Linked DNA regions of Mus musculus: region 2 is linked to region 1. Evidence: chromatin loops called from intact Hi-C (ENCODE). Cell type or tissue: heart. All regions are shown on one strand. Links, peaks and the distances in the headings refer to the core of each region. The heading gives the core; the rest is flanking DNA. Region 1 holds the start of Smim11 (small integral membrane protein 11). Region 2 overlaps Cryzl1 (crystallin, zeta (quinone reductase)-like 1).

Region 1 (11,644 bases), core at 2,057-10,056:
GGACATAACAGGCACCGATGAGCTCACACATGATCTTCCCACCCTCCTCTCAGCTGACAGGCATCCTCTGCCTGCATCATAAACCTAGCGGACCCTTCAGCTCAGCTGTCTGCCCTGCTAATCACCTGAAACTGCTAATCACCCCTCCTCCAACTGAGGCTAAGCACTTCCTCCAACTGAGGCTAAGCACTTCCTGGTGGTTTTTGGTTTCCCATCAATAAGACAAATTTTGAAAGGCAAGACTCCACGGTGGTAAGTTACTCTGCCTGGTAAGTTAGTCTGAGGGCCAGCGAGTGGCAGCAAGCATGGATGAGTGGCATACAACAGTGCTCCTATGGTCTCCGTATTGCACGTTTTGGAGGTGGCACAATTGGGGAGTGAGTAAGGTGGTTCGGTTCCCAGATCTGTTCTCTACTGTTCTTTCAGCCTGACATCACCTTGGGGAGTTGTCAGGAGGGCTGAGGCATGACATGCACGGTGAAACGCTTGCCCCAGTCTCGCTGTCACCAAGGAGCCTACTTTACTCGACAGCCCGAGGGAGCTCCGGCTTTCAGAAGCATGGCATCAGGTGGGCAGTGCCGTGACGCCAGAGGCGGTTCCCACGGTGACCTGGAGCTGAGCAGACTATATAAAAATCACCTGTGGGATTTTCAAAGCACCGGCTGCCCAGACTGAACGGTGGACCCAGTGCCCTTTCCTGAGGCTGGGGCCTGGGAAGCTGTGCTCTTAACAAGCAACCCAGGAATCCACACAGCCGAGTATAGAAATTCTGATGTTCAGCTGGGTTCTGGAACCAGAATCTAGAATCTGAAATCCTTGCTCACCATATTTGAATCCTGATACTAAGAAAGGCTCGGAGTTCAGCTTGATACTTTGAAATTCGCACACACAAGTAAATAATCAGGCGTATCTGTGGCAAGGCCTTAAGAAAAGCTCCCAGGGCCCTTGAGTCCTCCACCCCACCCCATGCACACAGAGAGGCACCAGATGCAGTAATACACAAGCCCCAAGCTTGGGCAGGAGCTGCCAGAAAGGGCTGGCTAGGAACACAGGGGCATAAAGGTCTCCGTGATGCAGAAATGCCAAGGGAGCCCAGGGAGAGGACTGGAGACATGGGCAGGTGAGGGAGCACGGTGAGAGGACTGGAGATGTGGGCAGGTGAGGGAGCACGGGGAGAGGACTGGAGACGTGGGCAGGTGAGGGAGTCCGGGGAGAGGACTGGAGATGTGGGCAGGTGAGGTTTGGCCAGATGATGAACAGATTGGAAGGGATCATTTGCCAACAGGGAGCCAGACATCATCCTGAAGATAGCAGGGCTCCTTAATTTGACCTGTCTCCATCTCCTCCTCCACCAAACGTGCATGTCTTAGTACATGGGCTTTTCTGGCCTGTAGCTGGAGTCAGGGTCCTAAGCCAACCCCTCCCACTAAGAAGCACAACAGGCTCGGCGCAGAGGACTGATACTCTAAATGGTCAGAGCGGGGCTGAGGCTCTGGCTTTGCACCCTGGCTGCAGTGCCCATGTGCCCTCTTGCAGCGCCTCAGACCAAGGATGCAGAGATCTCAGGGCACCACACCCTTGGTTGGGCACTGAAGCCCTCTGGAGAGGTTTTGTTTGCAAAGCCCAGTACCTCTAATGTCTCTTCAGCTCGCTTTCTTCTCTGACTGCTTCCTCTTCTCTGCTTGCAGTTTTCCTTCCAGGCTTCTCCTTTGGTACATTTTCACGCCCGCAAAGGCCAGGCACAGGATCAGGGTTTTTGCCGCCAGGATATACAGCAGCAGGGGCACGTGTTCAAGAACCTCAAGGAGAAAGACACAGGCTGATTGCTCTAGCAGTGATGTGGAGTCTCGGTTCCTTCCTTTTGCAAATGTTACCGAGCACCTACAATGTTTCAAGCTGAGGCTAGACTCCTGGACCACAATGGTGTCCTAGTTAGCTTAACTGACAACTTGATACAATCTATAATCATCTGAGAGGAAAGTCTAGATTGGAGATGTCAGGAGCCATCTAGTATAGGCTAAGGCTAGCAGGTGGCCTTCCTGGAGGTGGCCCACCATTTTTGCATGGTCTGTGATGGGTGAGCTCAATGGCAAGGCCCAGAGAAACTTCACCTCAGGATTGCTTCTTGCAGCTGCTCTGCCTTCCCTGTCATCATTAAATTAACAGAGTAGTTTCTTGGCATTGTCTCACCCTATTGATCAGATTTCCGGCAGATCAACATAAGGATAAACTTTCATGAATTAATGCTATTTAGATGAATTAATGATTCTATAGACTTCTTGATTTGATTCAAATTTTAGGAAGTTTTAAAAGAAGGTCTTAGTCACTTTGCTAGAAAGATGTAATAAAGTTAGAATCAAGCACGGAATGTACCCACCCGTCATAATAGTAAGTGAAGGCTGCATAATAAGAAATACAATGAGTTTTCATCGTCACACTAAAAAGAGAAATAAACTTGGGACAGATTGTGTGTAAGGAAAAACGTTTCAGTCCAAGGATAAAGCCACAGGTGTGCACTATGATAAGGCAAGGCCATGAAAAAACTGTGGCTTTGAACTTATAATGAGCATATTATTATGAAACACTGCCTTGAACTTAATATCAACATCCCTCTGTAACTCCCATTTTATGATAACATTTTATCTTTGAGGTAATTTTCTAAGGAACTTTTTGTCTAAGGAGGTATAAAAAGACCAGAGGAAAGAGATACAGTTGTTGATTAAATGGTTTGGCTTGGGGAGCTCTGCCCCATCCATCCATCCATCCATCTAACCATCTATCCATCCATCCAAAGTGTATATGTCTGTTTGTCTATATGTACATGTATAGGTACATGTGTGTATGCATGTAAGCATGCGCAAACACTTGTTGTTTGTGACAGACAATCAATGGCCAGAGTGTGTCTGTGCAGTGTATAAAGCATCTTAATTCTTTTCTTTTCCTTCCTCTCTGGTTCACAAAGAGTTAACCAGCCTAGCCAGAGAGGCTTCTGGCTGCCTGGACAGAGAGGGGAGTGATGGCGATACATTTTTTTAATTAAATGCCCCCGCTGCTAGGCAACAGTGTTAATCACCCAAGCCAGCGTTTTTTAACCACAGAATAAGCAAGAAAGTTTTTAGGATGTTTTCAGAAGTTATCAGCAAACACTAAGTATAGAGAGCTAGAAGGCCAGAAACCATCAGTCTTTAAATCTACCTCTACGTCTGACACTGGGTCCCACTTCAAACCCTTCCAGGCTGGGCTGGCTCCCAGCAGAAGCAGCTGCCTAGACCAGACTGGCCTGTGGGTGTGTCCATGGGGGACTGTCTGCATTTATTAATTGGTGTAGGAGGGCTCAGCCTATTGCGGGTGGCACCATTCCCAGGTAGGCAGCCCTGAGATATATATGCTAATGTAAGGGGCTGAAGAAACGGCCAGGGTTAGAATGAAACCAGTCCCCAGCTCCTGATTCCAATTTATACACATTTGTGTCCCTCCAATTGTATCTAAACCTTTAGTGACTGTCTCTTCCATGTTGCAGATGGAGCAGCAGTTGCTATATCCAGGAAAGTCTGTGTGCCCTGTGTTTTCTGTGGACTGTCTCCTTGCGTCTGCACCCAGCCCCATGGAGGGGACAGACAGTCCTGACTGAACAGATGAGGACTCTAACTACGGAGAGGTGGCTAACTGGTGAGGAGAAAGCAAGACGTACCAGACTCTCCATCGCTGAATTTCCCAGTAACACGTCTTGTCCTTCCACCTGAATCTGGTTTACAATTTCGTCCTGCAAGTCAGCTACAACTCAGCTGAACTCAGTACCTTAGAAACTATTAACTATTAGGAATGGCTATCTGAGGATTTCTGAGGAAGGTTGCCCTGTGGTAGAATAATAGAGTGAGGAAGAAGATATACTCTAGTTGTTTAATTTAACTAAGACGGTAACTATGTCCACTTTCACCCACTACTGAAGAGTGAGGATCACACAGCTTAGGTGCAGTGGAGGATCATAACGATGTCAGAACAAACGACATGATGGGCATGTATCCTGATGACAGGACCTGTCACGAGGCTGCTCCTGAGCGCTACTGGTCAAGCTTGACTCCACACTCACAATCTAGCTGATGGGGAATGTAAGCATTGCTATAAACCTCCTTACGTGCCCAGGCTGCCCAAGGCTGAGACTGCCTCAGATCTCGACAGGGTACTGTCTCATCCCCACTGATATATCCTGGGGTCCTCGCAAGATGCAGCTAATGTCACAGGCCTTGGTTCTCCATGGTACAAGCCTCAGTCAGCTTTAGCAGGGGCAGGGATGTGTTATCTAATCAGGAGGGTAGAGAACAAACTGAAAAGGAATTACAGCTGACAGACATGGCTAGGTGGTTCCATTATTTACTTTCTTAAGGGGACCAGAGAGGCAAGAGTTTCCAGGCCGGAGGGCAGGGGTGGGAGAGTGATGCCAGCAGAGGGCAGCAAAACTGAAGAACTAAAGAGTCTGCCCCACTCTGTGCCCCATCCGGGGCAGAAACTGGCTTCAGTTGGCCTCAATTTCTCGATCATCTCCTCTTATCCTTTGTTCTGGCTGGTTTTGTGTGTCAACACAGCTAGAGTTATCACAGGGAAAGGAGCTTCAGTTGAGGAAGTGCCTCCATGAGATACAACTGTAAAACATTTTCTCAATTAGTGATCAAGGGGGAAAGGCCCCTTGTGGGTGGGACCATCTCTGGGCTGGTAGTCTTGGTTCTATACGAGAGCAGGCCGAGCAAGCCAGGGGAAGCAAGCCAGTAAGAAACATCCCTCCATGGCCTCTGCATCAGCTCCTGCTTCCTGACCTGTTTGAGTTCCAGTCCTGACTTCCTGTGGTGATCAACAGCAGTGTGGAAGTGTAAGCTGAATAAACCCTTTCCTCCCCAACTTGCTTCTTGGTCATGATGTTTGTGCAGGCATAAAAACCCTGACTAAGACATCCTTTAAGCTCCTTTTATCTCTCAAAATATGCAGACCTGTAAGGGAGGAAATGACTACTGCTGGAACAGGTGAGATCAACTGTGTGTGAGTGCATGAGGTCATGTGTGCATGCATGTGTGTGCCTGTGTGCGAGTATGTATGTACATATGTTTATGTATGTGAGTGGGGGTATGTGCATTCATTCATATGAATGTGCATGCATGTGTGTGCACACTTGTATGTATATGTGTACACATGCTTATGTGTGTGAGTGGGTATATGTGTGTATGTGCTTTTGTGCACGTGTGCCTGTACATGTGTGTGTAAGTGTATGTGTGTGTTCAAACATGTATTCATGTGCATGAGTGTGTAACTGTATTATGTATTTGTTTATGTGCATGCGTGTACATGTGCACAATAGTGCAAGCATGCATGCGTGTGTGCACAATGCTCATGTGTGTGTGTGACTGCATATGTTATGTGTGCTGGTCCACATGCTTGTGCCTGCATGAGCATTGTTTTTCTTACTTGTCACTGAACATGGAGCTCAGCTCACGATTTCAGCTACACTGGCTGGCTAGCAAGCTCCTAGGATCTGCCTGATATCAGCTGCCCTGTGTAGTCAAGGCTAGCCCTGAACTCTCTCTCCACCTATCTGTACCTGGCTCTATCTCTACCTGATTCTTCCGTCTCTACTTCCCACCTTCTGGCATTATAGGTGTGCACCTGGCTAGTCAGCTGGTCTTTTAACCAACGCCCCCCACCTTACCTCTAGGCTTTCAGGCTTTTAAATGAATGAGCCCTGCCCTTTCCCTTGCTTTTACTGGCTAGTGGGCTATGTATGCTCTGCCTGCTCCCAACCTTGGTTCTGACAGCTAAATCTAACCAACAGTTTATAGGAATCTCTTTTATTCATTTCCCAAGCAGTTCAACTTGTCCTTGGTGCTCCTGTGGGTAATTTATGACTTTTGAAAGGTGGTTTCCATGAAAACTGAGTTGAATTCTTTGAGAGAATCAAGTGTGGCTAGGAAAAAACCCCCAATGCTCTCGGCAAACAGCTGGATGAAATGATGGATGAGGACCAGGAAAACTGGAAGGTCTGTAAGATCTCAGTCCACTTTCCTCACCTCAGGCTTGTGCATCAAAGTCATAAAGAGACACATGGAGGACGAAGTCTGAGAGCCAGTGCAGCGAGGTGGGATGCTAGCGCGGGCCTCTTCCAGGATATGGGACAGACTTGTGTCCTCACACAGCAGAAAGTGGGCTAGGCAGGTCTTTGGGGTCTGTTCTGTAAGGGCACTCAATGCTTTACTGACTTTTCTGTCACTGTGATAAAGCACCCGATAAGAGCCGATTTAGGAAGGAATATATTGTGGTTCCCACAACGGAGATAGGCCACCACAGGCTCTGGTCCCATGCGAGAGGGAGCCACACGGCCAGAGGTTCCACCTCTAAATTCCATCATACTGCCTCAGAAGTGCTACAACAGATTTGAGAGGCACTAGCATTCACCTGTTACATCGACTTCAAGGAAACAAAAGTGAGGACGGCTAAGGGCAGCTTTAAAGGCCTGATTTTTGCAGAACAGTGAGACAGTCTGAGGTTAGGGGAGGCATCCTCAGAGAAAGGCCCCGCCTTCCTCCGGCAGTCTGAAGAACAAATGCAAATTCACAAGTCTTACCCGTTGGAAACATTAAATGTGATTACCAAGGCATGGGTGTGAGTAGGGGCTATGGGGAGTAATGGACGTTCACAGGAGTGGGAAGAGATGATGAGAGCCAGGAGTGAGGACCATCAGATGCTATACAGATATGACATTGTTGGAGAACAGATTCAATTCACTAAAAACTATCACTCTGCTGTACAGAGTATCTACTCCACTGATGCAGAGTATCTACTCTATTGTTGCTCTTACCATCTTCAAGGCTATGATGTGTGTTAACCCCTGGTGGTGCCACCATGAACTGCAGTGAACCTTCAGAGAGTGGGGCCTTATGGGAGGTTCTCAGGTCACTGGAATTATGTCCGCAGAGGTTTAAGGGACTCTGGTCTATCCTTCCGCTTTGCTTACTGGGTTCTGAAGTGAGAAGTCTTACCTGCTTCTATTCTCCCCCAAATGCCATCTGCCACCCCACCCCCCCCACCACACATTTACAGCAAGGCTGGAATTTCCAGATCCCATGAACTCAGGTGTTCCCCTAGTGTGACAGATATTATATGTGGAAAAACAAAAAACAAAACAAAAACCAGACTATACTTTTAAAAACTATTCTCACCTTCCAGTTCATGGCGGGCCAGCTGTGATTCACTTCTGACCAATGTACCTGTTACACACAGGCATGAGAGGCAGCTGGAAAGCCGGACCCAAGGAGCTGGAAGTTCTGATCTAGGGAGAGAGAGACAGAACTTCAATACAGAGCCTGCAGGGTGGACCACAATAGGAAGCCACGTCTTTGATAGGGAGAGGCCTGTGAACAGAGAGCAAGTAGAGGAGGGGGGGGGGGGGCTCTGCACAGGTGACCCCGTTCCTTCCTCATGGCTCTCTGCAGCTCCCTGCTGAAGCATCTGTTCCCAACTGACTCCTCTGTGCTCTTAAAGCCCACACTCACCAATGCTCCTGACACGAGGACAAGCTAGTTTGGGGATTAAGGACCTTCTGGACACTAACTGTGCTTGTCCTGGCTGAAAATAAAAACAAACCAAAAACTATCTGGAGGGAAAGAATGACAGGAAAAAAAAGGTGGGGGGGGGGAGAAAAAATACAAAAACACAAAAAAACCTGTCCTGAGAGCTAGGGACAGTGCAGAGACAGCCAGAGAACAGACGCTCTGCACAGTCCTGTGTCTCATTAGCTATGGCACCTGCCTCCACAGCCAGGACACGGGTGATCTGGATGAAGCATCTGCACAGGACATTGGCAACCAGCTGGTGCCCTGCTAGTTCTGGAACCTGACTTTATAGGAAGTTGTCACAGCCTGACTCCACTGTCTGTGCTTAGATGAGCTTAGATGAGCTAAGCCAGTGAGTCTCCATTTTACTCCCTTTACTTTAAAGGGGGAACACATAGGGCATAAGGACTGTGCTCAGGGTCCTCTAGTGTGTGACCAGAATCCGAACCCACCTAGGACCAGAAGTCTCTGTTCCAAATGGGTGTCTCTGGGTTCTTGGTACTGTATTTAAAAAATTGAAGGTGGACACAGGTCAGAAAGTGACAAGGAATTTTGTTCAGAAGCACAGACGTGGTACAGGCCAGGTACTCTACAAGAGGCCAACAGGCACCTTAAGCTGGAGTGGACCAGCCTGTGGCTTCCTTTTGTGGGTTTAGGAGGGGGTAGAAGCTGACTGTTATCAGTGGGGTGTCCTTAAGTTCTAATCGATATGGGCTATGTAAGCTTTAGTTCGCATCCTTTCCCACGATGCATTTCAATTTAATCCTATCTGCTCCCAATTACACATAGCCAAAAGAGGGCAAGTAGGGATTTTTTTTTCCCTCCCTAACTGTTCATTTTAAGGTCACAGTTTGCCTTACTGTGCATGCACCCCAAACCAGTATATGTTGGATCTAGCCATGATGCCTAGTTTCAGGATATGTTTGGTCACCAAAAGGACTTACTGAGGGTCATTGCTAAGAAGCTACAGTTTGGAGTGCCCACAAGCCTCTGTTTAAAGAGGTGTGTGCATGCAGCTCCACATGGGTGTGGGGGAGATCCTGGCTTGCTTTACTGGGAAAGCACTGTGTAGCTCAATCAAGCAGACCCCCCAGGTTTCCCTTCCCCTTGCCTATCTTACATCCAGTCAGCCAGGTCTGGGAGCTTCAGCCTCAGCAAGTCACCTGGGTACAGATGGACTGCTTCAAACTCACTTCCTTCATAATAACTTAAGACTAGAATTAGAAATGCAACGGGAAATTCCACACACCTTTAGAATGGGTTTCCTTAAGTAAAGCTCATGGGAGATGGCGTAGAAAAACATTTCCAGTTGTAAAAGTATCTAATATATAAAATTCAGTTCTCAGTCTATTTCAAGGTTACAGAACTTTGAAAACCAGCTAGCTATTGGCACAAGATAACCAAGCTTTGCCTTTGACTTGTGCAAAGTCAGATAAACCAAGAAGTGTATAATCCAAAGCCCTATTTAAATGCGATAGCGGTGGTTGAAGGTGCCCACTACCTGCAAGTGTTTGCCTTTAAATAGCAGCAGATTCCAACCTATGTTGGAAAAATGAGCTCTTTGCATGTTATAACCTGCTGCTGGAATTTACACCTTGAACGTCTAGTAATCTTAGGGATTAGCCATACTGTATATTAAAACAAAATATTTTTTTTATTTTTATAATTCCTTCTTAATTGAGTTGTATACATATTATATGGTAGACGATTTAACTGTTTCCCACAAGTCACCTCTGTGAATTGATATGCCCAGGATACTGACTCCCAAGGTCAAGGGAAACAAATGGGCCCAAGATGCTGACAAGAGGAAATAAATGAAAGAAAATACCCCGGGGTCTGGAGGTCTGGCAAACACATTGCACTTAGCAGCAATGTGACCTTGGCCTCTCAAAGCCTCCTTCATCAGTAAATTCTCCTTCAGAAGTTGGCCAGTAATCGCTAAGAAGCATGAGTAACACACAGCAAGCATTATTGTCTTGATAATGTCTCTCCTTTGCTAATGGTCCTCAGATAACAAACAGCAATAGGGCAGGATGTAGTCTGGACAAGATGCCAGGCATGGGATAAAGAATAAGGGCAAGAAGAAGGAGGACAGGACTCTACTCCAGGTGGCAGTAAGGGCTGAGCATGTGACCTGGGAAAGCCATGTGGCTCCTGAGCCAAAGCGCTCTTGGGATATCAGCGTCCAAGGAGTAAGTCTCCCACTCTGGAATTCACAACTCTCTGCTCTGTCTAATGTCACAGGACATGATGCCAAAAAGACTAGCAATCTGAGTGTTAAGAGGTAAGATCTCTGAGAAGGAAGCAGGGGGCTGTGGGCGTGGCTGAGCCAGAGTGCTAACGCAAAGCTCTCGGTTCAGCCCAAGTAACTCACAACCCAACCTTGGTGGTACAAGCCTGTAACCCTAGCACTTGGGAGGTGGAGGTCAAGGGATGGGAGTTCAAGGTCATCTAAGGCTACAGAGAAAGACTGAGCTGGAGGCCAATCTCAGATGCACAGAATCCTGCCAAGGAAGGAGAAAGAGAAGAAAAAGAGAAGAGGAAGAGAAGGAGGAAAAAGTAAAAGCAAAGGGGAATCTGTACTGCTATGGAGTGGGTGGGGTGGGTAGAGGAGAGCGAAGGGCCCAGAGCAGCCAGGTTCATTTTCACCCACTACTTTAAATTTCAAGGCAGCTTGCAAGCTTTCTGCAAATGGGGATAACCAAGAAAGCTAAACATAGCAGTGAGCTGTCTGCTCTGATATCACGGACTCCTGGTGCCATTCAGAAGCAAGCAGCAGCTGGCAGCAGAGGGTGAGCCAAAGCCACTGGGGTAAGGACAGCTGGAGGCCATTAAAATATATGAAATGCAGGGAGCTGTCCAGGCTTAACCCTTAACGACAGAAAATAAAACTGTTTGTAGTTTTGATCTTTATTGCAAAGTATCCTGCCAGGTTTTATTCTAGAAACAAAGAAGACATTCACTCACTTTGATTATACCAATTTAAACGACGTGGACAATAGTCTGCTCACAAGCTCCGTGTGCTCCTTGGCGAGGCTAACAGAGTCGAGGGTGCACCTATCTCAGCATATAATGCACTCACCTATCCTAGCAGCTTGTGTCAACTGTCTGAAGCCGTTTTCACTCCCAGTCTCTACCCCTTTCACTCCAATTCCTCAGCCAACCATTTAAAGTATCGGTAGGTTCAAATCGCCATGACCCCTGGACCTCACTTAGCCCACTCAGCACAGGCCTTGGTTTTCAAGAAACCCAGAAGCACCTTATCCGGGTGGGTGGCCAGATTCCAAATTTCAAGGCTTTGGGGAGCCTGTGAGTTATGGTGCACTTCCCTACTAGATGAAACGACACGCCTTGTTTAAGCAACTTTGGCGCCTTTGCGATCTGGGGCACCACAGGATCAAACGGGGATTTGCTATCCCTGGATACTTGGGAGTGCCCAGTCCCAGGTTCTCGCCCCCAGGCATTGCCTCCACGGGGGTGGGGGGTGGGTAGAAGGCCAGGAGTTATCATCGCTCCCTTCCTGCGTCACCAAAACAAGGCGACAAGACTATTAGAGTTCCCAAGGGCTATGTAGCCGTAGGCAGCAAGTGTCATCATGGGAGAAACAAGAACGCGGGATGACCAAGGGATTCCCCAGAGCCCCAAAGACTCACACACTTACACTCAGGGCGGCGGGGCCTCCTCGCTTGCTGCTCACAAACCACGACTCCCACAATCCCGTCGTGAAAACTACAAGTCCCGAAATGCACCGCTCGGAACGGAAGCGCCATCTTGAAAGGCACCACTTGATACGCAGGCGCAGTGGCTTTAGGGCGCCCGCAGATTCGCTAGTATTAAGGAGCGTGTTTCTCCAAGCGCAGGCGCTATGGGCTTCAGGCCAGTTGCGCAGGAATCTGAGGCTACTGCAGAAATCCAAGTAGGAACCCTGAGGGTGGTCCGCAGGGGTTAGGGTTCGGCCTAGGACCCTTTGTTCATGTCCACTGGTCATTGACTCCTGTTCTATACAGCTGAAGACAATAGGTCCCAGGTTTTTTGTTTTGTTTTCCAGG
Region 2 (8,000 bases), core at 1-8,000, 610 kb after region 1:
CCTGCAGTCCCAACACTCAGCAGGGTGAGGCAGGAGAATCATGAGTTCAAGGCCAGCCTAAGGTACCATTGAGATCCTTCTTTAAAAAGGAGAGGAAGAAAAAAAAGAGGAAGAAAGGAAGGAAGGAAGGAAGGAAGGAAGGAAGGAAGGAAGGAAGGAAGGAAGGAAAAACTTACACAGGTAAAACAAAGTACAGAATCCCAAATAAAAATAAACTTTAAAATGCTCTTAGCATCTGAGCTAGCCTCAGCTTTCCTCAGGTGATGCCGTTCACTACTGGGGTTTCTCATTACTGGTGTCTGTGCATTTGGTTTCCCAGGGCCTCATGTGTGCTGGGTAAGGGCACTACCACTGAGCTACATCTTCATCCCCTATTTAAGATTCTAAACCTACATTTTTTTTCTTATTTTACATCTTCAGTTTTTTTCTTCCTTGTTCTGTTATTACCAACTTAACCAAGTTTAAACCAAGTCAACTTTGATACAATTTAGAAACACAGGTTGTCTCTATTTTAGCTGATAATCAATAGTTCTCAGCCGTGAACACTGCCTGCCTTGTGCAGAATGCAGAGAAGCAGACCCATGTACACATAAACACAGGCCAGCTACAGCTGAAATGTGCAGGTCATGGTGGAGGCTGGTAAGCTCTCGGAAAGGTTGAACAGAAAAGAAGAAAAGTATTGAGGCTAGGGATAGTGGACAGAAGAACAAGGAAAGACTGGAATGAAGAAAGTAACAGAAAGTAACAGAGAAAAACAAGCAGAGCATGAGGGAAGGGCAGTCAGGAAAAGTCATGTGAAATGTGACTTAAAGCCCTTGGCAACTAACAGCGCTTTCAGAGTCTAACTGGCTTCTTCTAGATATAACTGAGCAGTGGTGGGTGGCACAGGCCTATCAATCCCAGCACTGGGAAGGCAGAAGCAGGTGGATCTCTGAGTTCAAGGCCAGCCTGGTCTACTGAATGAGTTCAATGACAGCCAATGCTGGGGGCTGGAGAGATGGCTCAGAGGTCAAGAACACTGACAGTTCTTCCATATATCCTGAGTTCAGTTCCCAGCACCCACCTGGTGGCTCACAACCATCTGTAATGAGATCTGATGCCCTCTTCTGGTGTGTCTGAAGACAGCTACAGTGCACTTATATAAATAAAATATTTAAATAAATAAATAAAGACAGCCAATGCTGTTACAAAGGGAAACACTGTCTGGCAAAACCAAAAAGGAAGAAGGAAGGAAGGAAGGAAGGGAGGGAGGGAGGGAGGGAGGGAGGGAGGGAGGGAGGGAGGGAAAAGATATAAACAAGACAAAGGACTGGACTAAGACTTTAGTCCCAAGTTCTTTCTGTTGCTGCTTTCTGCATCTGACAAAGATAAACAGAGATAGAAGCAAGGTAATACAGGAGCTAAGGGGGAAAAGCTGGAGATTGAAGATGTTTGAGAATAAAACTGGGGGGCAGGGAGATGGCACGGTGGGTAAAGCAGTCACCACTCAAACATGAAAACCAGAGTTGAATCCCAGAACCCATGTCCTGTAGTCAGCACTGGGAAGTAGAGGCTGATGGGGTCCCTGGGGAAGCTGGCTACATTAGTCAGGCTGAATGACAAGACAGCGTCTGTGGGAAACCCTACCTCAGTCAGTACACAAGTGGATGGGCCAGTGGGTAAAGATACATGCCACCAAATGCCTTCCCTGGGACCCACGTGGTGGGAAGAGAAAAGCTGTCCTCTGCTGTGGCACACACATGAGAACTTGTACACATGCACACAATGAATGTAATACGAAACAGTTGGGGTTTTTGTTTATTTTGTTTACTGCAGAACAGTTGAGGATCATTTCCACTGTAGACTTTGGGCCTCCATCCTCAAGTGCATATGAGAGCATGTTCACCTATAAACATTTGCAAATGTTCATATACACACAAAGAGAAAGTGGAATGGAGGTGCCAATTGTAGTTCAGTAATAGACTCCTACCTATCATGTAAGAAGGCCTGTGTTCCTCTCTCTGGCATGGGAAGATGGGGAGAAAGCTTAGGACAGAGGTAGATAGCTACGACTGTGTTCTTGAAAATGTTTGCCTGTTGGCTAATTCTCCCCCTACAGGATTACCCAGCACCTTCGTGTAAAGTTTTTGTTTACAATTTATTTTATATGCGTGTATGTATGCCACATGTGTGCGGGTGCTGTTCCAAAATAGGGAACCAGATCCCCTGAAGCTGGAGTTTCAGACAGTTGAGAATTGTGTGACAATGGCACCAGGAACCTGGGAGCTGATCTCAGGTCCTCTGGAAGAGCAGTATGTGCAGTGTAAGCCATCCCTGCACCCCTGCTTCTGCACTCTCACCCTGCAGCCCTGCTTCTGCACTCTCACCCTGCACCCCTGCTTCTGCACTCTCACCCTGCACCCCTGCTTCTGCACTCTCACCCTGCACCCCTGCTTCTGCACTCTCACCCTGCAGCCCCTGCTTCTGCACTCTCACCCTGCAGCCCCTGCTTCTGCACTCTCACCCTGCACCCCTGCTTCTGCACTCTCACCCTGCACCCCTGCTTCTGCACTCTCACCCTGCACCCCTGCTTCTGCACTCTCACCCTGCACCCCTGCTTCTGCACTCTCACCCTGCAGTCCCTGCACCCCTGCTTCTGCACTCTCACCCTGCAGCCCCGTACCCCTGCTTCTGCATTCTCGCCCTCACCCTGTAGCCCTGCTTCTGCACTCTCACCTTCACCCCTGCTTCTGCACTCTCACCCTCACCCTGCAGCCCCTGCTTCTGCACTCTCACCCTGCACCCCTGCTTCTACACTCTCACCCTACAGCCCCTGCTTCTACACTCTCACCCTGCACCCCTGTCTGTACTCTCACCTTCACCCTGCACCCCTGCATTCCTGCACCCTGCTTCTGCACTCTCACCCTCACCCTGCACCCCATCCTTGCCCTATCTTACCACCAAGAGTCACAGATTGCTGTTAGACTCTGCCTGTAGTCTGAACAGCTCTGACAAACATTGTCCTCACCGAGGTACTAAGAACAAAATGAAATAGAATTATATCCTCATTAGTTGAAATTCTGAAAATTTTTTTCAATTCTCAGTATAGTTCTATTGTACTATTAATATAATTCATTTTCCTATTGCTATAGTTCTTTCAAGAGCTAAGAACATAGCTCCGTAGAGGTCTGCTTTTTTGCAATTGATAAGGTCCAGGGTTTATCCATGTCCTTCACTTAGCACGCAGATACAAAAAAGTGTGTGTTTGTGTGCGTGTGCACACGCACATATGCAATAAGTGAAGCCAATCAAAATTAGCTTGATTTTTACCCTATCTCTACCAAAACCAATCACATTCCTGTTCCTCACATTCAGGGCTGTTATCCATTCCAGGGAGCTAGAGGAGCCAGGGGAGGTGGGTCCGTGAGTGAGAAGGGATGAAATGATGAGTGTCACAGTGTACAGACACAGGACGCATCTCTGGTTCCTGGGGCTGGCAGACTGTCCCGTGCTCAGAGACAGCTGACTCTGTCACAGGCCAGCCTCGGATGTTTTCAGCCTAGTGGAGCTGCCAACCCAGATTGAATTCCTAAAGAAACAGTTTAAGCAGGATTGACTTTTTCCTTTTAATTTAATAATTGTCGAAACTTACTAGCTGTTTTTTTTTTCCTTCCCCCCAATCTGTTTGTGTTGATCGCAAAGAAAACAGTACAATTGCTTCATTTCCTGTCCTTTACAGCCCGTGTGATTGATGTGTCTAATGGGAAAGTCCATGTTGCTGAAAGCTGTTTGGAGGAAACAGGTGGCCTGGGAGTAGATATTGTCATAGATGCAGGAGGTGGGTACCTGAGAACCGAGCAGATGCAGGAGGTGGGTTCCTGAGAACTGAGTAGCCTGTGTGATATTTTTAGTTAGATAAATTGAAGAAAAGGTTTAACTAGGAACTAATTATTACTGCACTCATAAAGTTGGATGTTTAAGGATTTGTTTTTAATTAAAAATTATTTAAAGTCTAACTCCTTCCCTGATTCCCATCCTCAACGCTGTTCCTCTGGAAGAGAGCACAGGTTTTAAGCCTTAGGCACTGAAGCTTAAACAGAACAGGGGAACCCTGTGAGAAAACCGTCATCAGGATGAGTCTCCACAGAGGGTCGCTACTACTACACGCCTGCCCAGCATTCCCTAGGCACGGGTACTGCATGGCTGCCCTCTAGTGGACGGCTGACCTCTGTACTGCTATAGAGGGAAACAAGTTTGTCCCATCTCTTTGTGAGCTTTTACATTTAACTTGAAGCCATCTCACACCTAGTCGTGCACATGTGGCGGCATCACTCCTCCTGAAGAGTCAGCGTTAGGAGCCGCACAGTGACTGTACTTGTACTCTGTTGTACTGTAGCCATTCTGTGTGGGCCTCCCTGATGTTTGTTTTCCAGGATTGGAAGCTGACGTATGAAGTCGTCAGTGGCAGTGTATACTGTACATCAGTGTGCTCACTTCTCACGTGTGGGCTTCAGTGCATGTGACTCTGTCAGTTAATGAGACAGCACTTCACCCCGTTGTATGAAGCCAGGCTGCTTAGAATTATCATGAGACATACCTTGCTTGCTTCCAAATAAAAATTTATTTTGCATTTAATTTTAATTAAGTCTAGAGTACATTTTGGTATAGTGTAAAACCAACTAAGTTTGCCTTTTCCAAAGAAAAGTGTTTCTTGCTATAAAACTGACTGATAAATAAAATAAATTGTCAGATTTTTATAAATTCTCTTTTTTCTCTTTTTTACTTACTCATTTGTAAGTGAGATTATATAGTAAAGATGATGAACCAGCTGTAAAGTTACATCTGCCACATAAGCATGACATCATCACACTTCTTGGTGTCGGAGGCCATTGGGTAACAACAGAAGAAAACCTTCAGGTATTATCAGAAATAGTAAAGCCTTGCTATTACACCAAGGGAATGCCATTAGCAAAGAGCAGCATAAGTTCTAATTACACCCTGGGCTTAAAAGAATGGAGCTTCTTTTCTGTGTTAGGTATGCACTGGTCAGATTCTATCCAGCAGGGAAGTGGTTCAGTTAGAATGAGTTACAGTTGTATTTTTAAATTGTATTTCATATTACACTTTTATGGTTGTGTACACGTGTATATGCAAGAGAGGCCAGAGGTAAACATCTGGTCTCTCCCTCTATTGTTCTCCACCCTATCTTTTGAGAGAGGATCTCTCACTGAGTTTAAAGCTTGCCAGTTTGGCTAGACTGGCTGGCACCAAGACCCAAGTATCCTGTCTCTGCCTCTCTAGCTCTGGGATGACAGCTGTGCTACTGCACCTGGCATTTTACATCTGGGATGACAGGTGTGCTGCTGCACCTGGCCTTTTACATCTGGGATGACAGGTGTGCCTCTGTACCTGGCCTTTTACATCTGGGATGACAGGTGTGCCTCTGCACCTGGCATTTTACATCTGGGATGACAGGTGTGCTGCTGCACCTGGCCTTTTACATCTGGGATGACAGGTGTGCCTCTGTACCTGGCCTTTTACATCTGGGATGACAGGTGTGCCTCTGCACCTGGCATTTTACATCTGGGATGACAGGTGTGCTGCTGCACCTGGCCTTTTACATCTGGGATGACAGGTATGCTGCTGCACCTGGCCTTTTACATCTGGGATGACAGGTGTGCTGCTGCACCTGGCCTTTTACATCTGGGATGACAGGTGTGCTGCTGCACCTGACCTTTTACATCTGGGATGACAGGTGTGTTGCTGCACCTGGCCTTTTACATCTGGGATGACAGGTGTGTTGCTGCACCTGGCCTTTTACTGGGTGCTAGCGTCCGACCTTGGGTCCTTGTGTCTATGCAACAACTACATTGGTAGCTTGAGTCATCTCCCAGACCCTAAAAATTTTCTTTCCAGTAACCTTATAACTGTAATGAAATAATTATAAATAATACTATCATAATTTTATAACCCAAATTGATATTCCTGTATGTCTATATAGATGAATTACCTCCCAAGGAAATATTTTTCAACAGAATTCTAATTGAATGTTTATATCATAGCTAATATATAAGTACTATAATAATATACCAGTCCAGACAAAGGTGCCTGACAGTAGTGGGCAGAAGGCACACAGAGAAGCTATCAAACACATTACCCCATCTCCCCCAGATGCCAGATCGGCCCTGCAACTGCCCTGTTCTATCTACTTCATCACAGCATAGAGAAGGAAACCTAAGAGTTAACTAATGGCAGGTAACTACTGGCTGTTTAAGCTTGTAGCAAGTGCTATGCTTCCTACAATGTTTAATTTGTACTAAAGACTTTGTAGTCTGAGCATCTTTGTGCTGTTCAACTTAATAGTGGTTGCTTTGTCTTTGTCTCTTCTATAAAGTTGGATCCTCCAGATAGCCACTGCCTTTTCCTCAAGGGAGCAACGGTGGCTTTCCTTAATGATGAAGTTTGGAATTTGTCAAATGCACAACAGGGAAAATATCTTTATATCCTTTTTTTGTACTGACTTGAATTTGAATTGCTAGCTTTGAATTGCCTTGTACTCATAAATTCTTTCAATGTAACAATAAGAAATGATAATTAGCTGTGAACTTTCCTTGAGTCTGTCTGACAGTGTGACATGTATCTTGTATTCATTTAAACATTAAGTCTATGATGCCTGAGTAATGTAGCTCCATTTCACAGGTGAGAGGCTACTGTTGGGTGCCCAGTGGTGCAGGGAGCAAGAGACAGAGTCATAATCACACCACAGGGTCTAACCCCTTCTGAATGGGAGATAAAGAATGAGACAAGTGGAAATTTTTCTTTTGCTTTTAACCTGGCATTACCTGATACCTAAATTGGTAGCATACTTAACTTTTATGATGGTGCCACTGCATAAAATATTCCTAAATGCTTACAGTTTAATTTTATAAGTATCATAATGGAACTTTTTTTAGAAGTTTATTTATTTATTTATGTGTATGTCTGTGTACCTAGTGTCCAAGGAGACCAAAAGAGGGTGTCAGGTCCCCTGAAACTAGAGTTACAGACACTTATGGCTCACTTGAGAACTGGGAACCAAACCTGGGTCCTTTACAAATACAGCAAGTGATCTTACCAATGAGCCTCTCTCCAGACCTTCTTTTTTTCTTTTTTTAAGATTTATTTATTTATTATATGTAAGTACACTGTAGCTGTCTTCAGACACATCAGAAGAGGGCATCAGATCTCATTACAGATGGGTTTGAGCCACCAGGTGGTTGTTGGGATTTGAACTCAGGACCCTGGAAGAACAGTCAGTGCTCTCTCTCTCTCTCTCTTTTTTTTTTTTTTTTTTTTTTTTTTTTTTTTGGTATTTCGAGACAGGGTTTCTCTGTATAGCCCTGGCTGTCCTGGAACTCACTCTGTAGACCAGGCTGGCCTCGAACTCAGAAATCCGCCTGCCTCTGCCTCCTGAGTGCTGGGATTAAAGGGGTGTGCCACCACCACCCGGCCAGTCAGTGCTCTTAACTGCTGAGCCATTTCTCCAGCCCCTCTCCAGATCTTCTTATTTATTGTTATTTTTCTTAATATGGATATACTATTGATTGCTAGTAACATAGTATGTTAGTTACATTTTTGTTGCTACGGCAAGCACCATGACCAAAAGCAGTTTATGGAAGGGTTCAGTTGGGCCTACAGTTCCATAATGGCTGGGAAGCCTTGTCATCAAGATAGGTGAGAGAGAGGGAGAGAGAGCGAGCAGTAAGCAGGGATGAGGCCAGGCCATAGACCATCAAAGCCTGCCCCGGTGAAGCGCTTCCTCCAACAAGGATGCACCTTCTAAAGGCTCCATAACTTCTCTAACACCAACCGGGGCTGATTCTTCAGACTCAGGAACCGGTGGGGGACATTTTTCATTAAAACTGCCACAAATAGATGCATATTAACTTGTTTTTTTTTCTCATTTTTGAAACAAATAAAAGAATTTATGGAAACAAGTTGAACCTGTTACCAACCGGATCAACTGATGAATGTTAACTCCC

What was found. Hi-C counts contacts between places; a loop is a spot of excess contacts. Peaks named below come from ENCODE experiments on the same cell type or tissue, not always from the same donor. Only the 100,000 strongest peaks of a DNase experiment are listed, where the experiment ranks them.
Region 2: a loop joins it to region 1, with 3 times the contacts of the local background. A loop is called at or near these places in 2 of 42 quality-filtered maps.

What each region holds. Positions count from the first base shown.
Region 1 is chr16:92,300,956-92,312,599 of GRCm38, reverse strand. It overlaps Smim11 (small integral membrane protein 11), which reads right to left and starts at 11,297. Exons shown (of 4, transcript NM_138743.2): 1 at 11,257-11,297; 2 at 7,203-7,312; 3 at 1,631-1,799. The coding sequence starts at 7,214. The coding sequence ends at 1,644. It overlaps 1700048M11Rik (RIKEN cDNA 1700048M11 gene), which reads left to right and starts at 134. Exons shown (of 2, transcript NR_045300.1): 1 at 134-252; 2 at 3,521-3,884. In heart, for the core only: CTCF peaks have their summits at 4,427 (motif pointing right) and 6,869; no DNase peak of the experiment used is centred there; H3K4me3 peaks cover 411 bases; H3K27ac peaks cover 513 bases.
Region 2 is chr16:91,691,078-91,699,077 of GRCm38, reverse strand. It overlaps Cryzl1 (crystallin, zeta (quinone reductase)-like 1), which reads left to right. Exons shown (of 13, transcript NM_133679.2): 9 at 3,719-3,817; 10 at 4,778-4,896; 11 at 6,374-6,479. The region is part of intron 1 of Gm10785 (predicted gene 10785); the gene reads right to left. Among named protein-coding and RNA genes, the nearest start is that of Gm10785, 6.2 kb to the right of the region's middle. In heart, for the core only: a CTCF peak has its summit at 4,199 (motif pointing left); a DNase peak (open chromatin) is centred at 4,257.